2 separate regions of the Homo sapiens genome follow, and region 2 is linked to region 1. A link is a contact called in ENCODE Hi-C or POLR2A ChIA-PET data. All regions are on one chromosome and are shown on one strand. The core of a region is the stretch at or near the end of the contact, and the rest is flanking DNA. Distances in the headings are between cores, read along the strand shown.

What was found. A loop is a pair of places that touch in the nucleus more often than their neighbours do. ChIA-PET counts read pairs that join two places held with the same protein, here RNA polymerase II (POLR2A). Pooled maps may share reads with other maps.
Region 2: a loop to region 1 is called in a pooled map, with 2.6 times the contacts of the local background. The contact joins two enhancer-like sites. A Hi-C loop is called at or near these places in 1 of 37 single-sample maps with no recorded cell type and 10 of 50 pooled maps. POLR2A ChIA-PET finds 5 or more read pairs at or near these places in 1 of 52 experiments (activated T-cell).

The regions. Positions count from the first base shown.
Region 1 is chr6:136,581,954-136,585,164 of GRCh38, reverse strand. MAP3K5 (mitogen-activated protein kinase kinase kinase 5) reads left to right here. Exons shown (of 30, transcript NM_005923.4): 24 at 1,425-1,610. Among named protein-coding and RNA genes, the nearest start is that of MAP7-AS1, 31 kb to the right of the region's middle. Within about 2 kb of position 1,929, at least 2 of the 41 ENCODE cell types and tissues checked have a DNase peak (open chromatin) inside an H3K27ac peak, as active enhancers do.
Region 2 is chr6:136,749,868-136,753,389 of GRCh38, reverse strand. All of the region lies in intron 1 of MAP3K5 (mitogen-activated protein kinase kinase kinase 5), which reads left to right. Among named protein-coding and RNA genes, the nearest start is that of MAP3K5-AS2, 32 kb to the left of the region's middle. RefSeq lists enhancers at 421-470, 1,663-1,762. Within about 2 kb of position 1,614, at least 11 of the 41 ENCODE cell types and tissues checked have a DNase peak (open chromatin) inside an H3K27ac peak, as active enhancers do.

The DNA of each region.
Region 1 (3,211 bases), core at 680-3,179:
CTCCAGCCTGGGTGACAAAGAGAGGCCCTGTCTCTTAAAAAAAAACAAAAAAAAAAAAACAAAAAGAAAAAATCATTTTGAGAAAGAGCATTTGTTTGAACATTGTAATATATTTTAGTGTAATAAAATAGTCCATCGGTCCGTTCTTAGAAGCAATTGCTTCATTGATGGGTAAGGGGTAGTTTCAAAAATGAAGTTTGAGATCAGCCCCTCTTGGTTGCAAGGAACTGACACACCGTTAGGACAACTGAAGTACCAAGGACATGTTATAGGTAGACACGCATAGCAATAAGGGAAGTAGACTCTTAAGGAATTCCAATCATAGTGCCTAGCCGAGTCTCACAGACACTGAAAACAGAATATGAGCCTGAGGAACTTCAAGTCCCCGGAGTTTGCACATCTTTTCTCTGGCTTGGTTGCTGTTGACCTGCTTGGTGTGCATTTCTGTTCTTGTCCACTTCTCCTCTCCCTCCCTGATATGGTTTGGCTGTGTCCCCACTCAAATCTCATCTTGAATTGTAACTCCCACAATTCCCATGTGTCGTGGGAGGAACCTGGTGGGAGGTGATTGAATTATGGGGGCAGGTCTTTCCTGTGCTGTTCTTGTGATAATGAATGAGTCTCACAAGATTTGATGCTTTCAAAAAATGGGAGTTTGCCTGCACAAGCTCTCTCTTTTTGCCTGCTGCCATCCAAGTAAGATGTGACTTGCTCCTCCTTGCCTTCTGCCGTGATTGTGAGGCTTCCCCAGCCACGTGGAACTGTAAGTCCAATTAAACCTCTTTCTTTTGTAAATTGCCCAGTCTCGGGTATGTGTTTTCAGCAGTGTGAAAACGAACTAATACACTCCCTATTGTCTTTCTCAATTCCATTGCTTCTGCTATGGTTGGACATATTCATGACCCTATTTTATAGCTTCTCTTTCCGGGCAGACTTTCAGGTTGAGATCCTATGGCTTATTGCTCAAATCTCTTTTTAGTTCCCAATTAAAATTTCTGAAAGAATCTTATGGCCTTAGTCTTTTTGGGCAAAGCTTTGTTATCTGACTATATCATGGCTACTGACCAGCGTGTGGGGCAGGTACCTTTTCTCTCTGATTATTTCTTGGTGTTGGTAGGAGGATTGAAGAGGTGCCATATAGTTCAAAATATGGTCTTTCCTTTGGAGACATTTGGAAGTCCAGTTCTTCTCAGAAAGGGCTGTGGGAAGTATGGTGGCTCATGCCTGGAATCCCAGCACTTTGGGAAGTAGTGATGGGAGGCTCGCTTGAGCCCAGGAGTTCGAGACCAGCCTGGGCAATATAGTGAGACCTTGTCTCTACCAAAAGAAAAAAAAATGTGGGGGCAGGGGGTATGGAGATAGGATTACCATGGCAGGTATATCCAGCATATGTTGATGTAAGGATTGTTGATTTTTATTCACAGGGGGCTGAAGAACCGAAACTAAAATGGGAACACATCACAACCCTCATTGCAAGCCTCAGAGAATTTGTGAGATCCACTGACCGAAAAATCATAGCCACCACACTGTCAAAGCTGAAACTGGAGCTGGACTTCGACAGCCATGGCATTAGCCAAGTCCAGGTGGTACTCTTTGGTTTTCAAGATGCTGTAAGTATGATATTTTGCCAGTGTTTTCCCACACACTAAAATTAGTTAGAAAAATAAGATAAAACATAAGTTCTGTTATTTTTCTTTTAAAATTCCAGTGAACTCTATTCTTTTTGGATGAAAAATGTGAGATATTCGCCTCTCAGTGTGCTTCTAAGTATCTGATTTGTTGTTTTGTGTGTTTGCATTCCCCAAATTAAAAAACACATAAAACCAAATCACCATGGAAAATAACAAAATATTTCCCATGGCTGAACTTCGTTCTTATGAAATTATGTTGGGTCATTGTTTATTTTGACAACTTTAGCAACGTAACACACTTTAGTCATACATTTTCTAATGCTATATGAGAAATGCCATCTAGTGGCCATTGAGAAAAATTTAATAGTACAGATTGAAATGGTCACTGCTGAATAAAACCAGTTAATTTTTTTCCAGTTTTTCTCTAGTTTTCATATAGAACATTTTTAACATGTTTGTTTCATAAATACCTACTCTGTTCTAGCCAGAAGTATACTTTCAGAGTACAGAGCATCACTGATTAAAAATTAAAGCACATGATCTAATGAGAGATTGCTGAGAAGTCTTCTCTCCAAAATTGAGTTGCTATGCAACACAAACTAAAGCCAGTCTTCTGTACTGCATTCAGAACCCTCTGTGTTATTCTTGGGTGAGACTTATCTGTGGAACTCAGTGCCAAAAAAGCCTCAAGCCACCTCCAGGAGACCCTTAACAAGATGTGGGAGACTGAAATAAGAGGGTTCTTGATGGTGCTTGTGGTATAAATATGGAAGTATAATTTTATTTAAATTCCAAAATTAATTCAGCCCTAATGTGTGTATTGCTTCTTTGTAGAAAGTGTGTTGACAATTTTATTTGCAACATCAAATGATCCCCAATTTAAAGCCAAATTAGAATCCTTCAATAACTACTAGCATTCTCTGAGACACTGTGTAAGCCACTTGGTCTTTATGCTATATTGTGGGCAGGGACAAGAGTCCTGAGTTGATTGAGGGCATAAGAAATTAAAGCAACTGGCAAAGCCTATCACTAATATTAAATGCTAAAAGCATGCTTATGCTGCAACTAGGGAAACCCAACTGCCTGCAAGTAGAGTGAAATAATTTAGCTAATTTGCACTTGCCCACACATTTGGCCTCTAGCCTAGAGGTTGGAAAGCAAGTTTGCTGTAGAATTCAGACTGAGAGCTATTGGGTTGTACTCCTGGGCCTTGGGCCAGGTCAGACACACACACACACACACACACACACACACACACACACACACACACGTATACACACACGTGTACACATACACGCCTGCTCTTGCTCATTCACTGTCCAGGATGAGAATGAACCCAAAGTATGGGCCCTATGATGTAATTTGCTATGTAATAAAGAGCTGAGAGGAGCAGGTTATGGTTATAACAGATCCCTCTTCCACCTAATAAGAATGTAAATTTTTTTTTTTTTGAGATGGAGTCTCCCTCTGTTGGCTAGGCTGGAGTGCAGTGGCATGATCTCAGGTCACTGCAACCTCTGCCTCCCGGGTTCAAGCAATTCTTGTGCCTCAGCCTCCCGAGTAGCTGGAACTACAGGTGC
Region 2 (3,522 bases), core at 365-2,864, 170 kb before region 1:
TGTACCAAAAAAGGTGTTTTCATCAACACCATGTTGCTGCCTAATGCTAGGTTCGTATACTTTTGTGGTAAAAGAAAGTCGGGAATTCCTGTGTTCACTTGAAAAAAAAGCAGTAAAGGCCTATTATTGTTTTAATGGACTGACAACTCAGATGTATTTAAATACAGTCTTCCCATGTTAAAAACAAAAGTACTTAAAGTGTAGACATTCTTTTTTTATGCATCTGTGGGTCCTAAAGTGTGTGTTAGAAAAATGTCACCCAATAAACAGGCAGATAAATAAATTAATAGTGGGTTCCTGTTGGGATAAGTACCAGGAAGGAAAGAGAAAGTGTTGGAGGGCACAGAGGTAGGCTAGAGCTAGGGATTATAAATTTGGGGGTGGGGCATGTGGGCAAGAACTATGGGGTGGTGGTGTTGGTAACCAGGCCTGAGTGGTGTGAAGGAGCCATGCAGAGATCTGGGATGAGCATGTACCAGGCAGAGGGAGCAGAGTCTGCCTTCTAAAAGCTGACCTTTGCACTTGCAGCCTGACCCCTTTCTCTTTCCCCTCCAGCCATTGTCCCAGCCACGCTGAACTTCTGCCCTTTCACAGCTCTGTGCTTTTGCATAACTGCCTTTATCTGGAGTGCCCTTCATCTTCTTCCTGGAGTAAAGTCACACTCAGAACCCAGCTAAAGGCTGGGCCCAGTGGCTCACACCCATAATCCCAGCACTCTGGGAGGCCGAGGAGGGCGGATCACCTGAGGTCACGGGTTTGAGACCAGCCTGGCCAAAATGGCGAAACCCCATCTCTACTAAAAATACAAAAATGAGCTGGGTGTGGTGGCACGCGCCTGTAATCCCAGCTACTCGGGAGGCTGAAGTAGGAGAATCGCTTGAACCCAGGAGGTGGAGGTTGCAGTGAGCCAAGATCACGCCATTGCACTCCAGCCTGGAAGACAGAGCGAGACTCCATCTTAAAAACAAACAAACAAAAAAACCCAGCTGAAATGGCAGATATGACCCACCTTCCCACCCAGCTCCCAACCTTCCTCCTCAGGAAGAGCTGGGCTCTCTGACTGTGTTGTTTCCTCGGCACCATCCCTGTTTCTAATACAGCCCTTATTGATTTGAAAGGTAGGTGGTGTGCTTAAAAGTCTCCTCCCCCACTAACTGTAAGTCCCTAAGAACAGGGACTATGACTTGATCATCTCTGTAGTGCCAGGGCCTAGAACCTTGCCTGGGACAGGGTAGATGCTAACTCATTGTGGAGTGCATGAATGAATGAGGGAGAGAGGGAACGGGAGAAGGAGGGATGGAAGTAGGAATGAAGGGAGGCAGAGAACCAATGTAAAAATTTTTTTTGAACTCTGAAGCACACTGAGAAAAAGGCTCTAGAATGAAAAGTAAATTAAGATGACTTAAAAAATAATACCAGAGATGTTTCTATAAATTTAACTAGAATCCAACTGATTACTGTGGTCACTGGGATTCTATCAAGCCATAAATCAAACTGAAAGTTCACCTATGTCTCAAGGGTGGCAACCTTCCGAAAGTAGGAGTGGCTTGGCTTCGTTCTTTTAAGTTCATGTGTTTTCGATATTTTACATGTTTGGTGGCTTCGATTACAAGAATGCAAGCCTAAATCTACTTTCTGTATAACCACATCCCTTTAGCAGCCTGCATTAGCAAATCATACTCTGGGCCAGAAAAAGAGAAGCATACCAATATGCTTTCTTCCTCTTAAGCAGTCTTCACAGTTTTTCTAGGCTGAGGTCACATCTTTAAACTTCATAAAACATTACTGCCTGATTGTTGAGTGGGATGGGAAGGGAGCGTTTAATTCAGCACCTGCAAGCTGCAACTGCCAGCAGATTTCTGCATTCAGAGGCATTTTGGTGTTTGTGTATGCATAGGACAGAAGGAAGAAATAAGCAGGCCTTTATCAGTATGTTCTTTTCTAAAGATCATTACTAGATTTGACCAAAGTTCTCATAACTATATTTAACAGTCTATCAGTGCTTTCTTGAGTGTTTCCTTAATGCTAGTAAATTCTAACTCTCACAAATTCCCATGGGCTACAGCAGTGCCATCTGGAATTTAGTTCCTTTTACTAATCTGTGATTTAAACATCAGAAAGATATTGCCATAATTCCCAAATAAACACTTAACATGTGTGGGAAGGTTCAGGATAATGGGCCTTCTGATGACCTAATAAAAAATGAAGGTGGTAAAATCATAAGCCAAAAAAAAAAAAAGCAGCCAGAGCCCACAGAGAAGCAGAGATTATCAGCAGATTTGTGCAGAGAAATCTGCATTAGAGCAAAAGAATGCTACTCGGGGATGAAGTGGTGAAAAAGTGGGGAAAAAAACAACTCACTGGGGTTATAAGTCATGAGAAAATTTGACCTCAGAAGGGTCCCAAAAGAGAGGAACGTATTCTCTGGTTAGTCATTCTGATGAGCTGAGTTGAAAAGTTATTTCAGAAAAAATTTCTGAAGAAACTCAGAACTTTTGACATCCCGAAATACTAAGTAGGAATATTTGTGGAAATTTTTGCATTTTGTAGTTGATCCTTAGGAGCAGGAGACAATTGTGTAAACACACTGCAGGACTAGGACTCAGGATGACTTTCTTTAGAAGGAGGAAGAAGATGAAATGTGTGAGAATGACAGGATTTTCACAAGTTTAAGACCTTTCTCCAATTGAAACGAAAGATAAATTAGGGGAAAAGGCTGAAGTTTTTCATCTAGATTCAGAAATGCTTTCAAAAAGCAACACATTCTAAATCTATCTAAAGATGCCACATGATCTTGTCGAAACGGTAATTTGACAAATTATTTTTAACAACAAAAATACTCAAGTGCTACATGAACAATTCACCCCTTCATCGTTGAAGAGAACTGCTGGTTCTCAGCAGTCCTGCAAAACACCTCACTGGCATGAGAAGAGGTATTTATGGTCTTTTAGAGATCTGCAGGAAATGTTTTTGAACTAATCTGTATTAACTACTGAAAAACTGGCAGGACAAGGCTGGGTGCGGTGGCTCACGCTTGTAATCCCAGCACTTTGGGAGGCCGAGGCAGGCAGATCACTTGAGGCCAGGAGTTCGAGACCAGCCTGGCCAAGATGGCGAAACCCTGTGTCTACTAAAAATACAAAAATTAGCCAGGCGTGCTCGTGCACGCCTGTAATCCCAGCTATTCAAGAGGCTGGAGCAGGAGAATTGCTCGAACCTAGGAGGCGGAGGTTACAATGAGCCGAGATCATGCCACTGCACTCCAGCCTGGGTGACAGAACGAGACTCCATCTTAAAAAAATAACAAAACTGGAAGGACAGAAGGCCAATGGGGTGTGGAGAGAGGATGACCACACCTTGTCTCTAATTTCTGCTTTGATGAGTACCTTGGGCAAGGGCATTTGGATAATGACTGGTTGTTTGCGGGTTTATATGTTGGAGGAGGAGGAATTTGAAAGCAGCATCAGTAGGTGGTTTACCGATATAGCTGCTCACCGTGAGCATTAAATACTGGGTGGATGA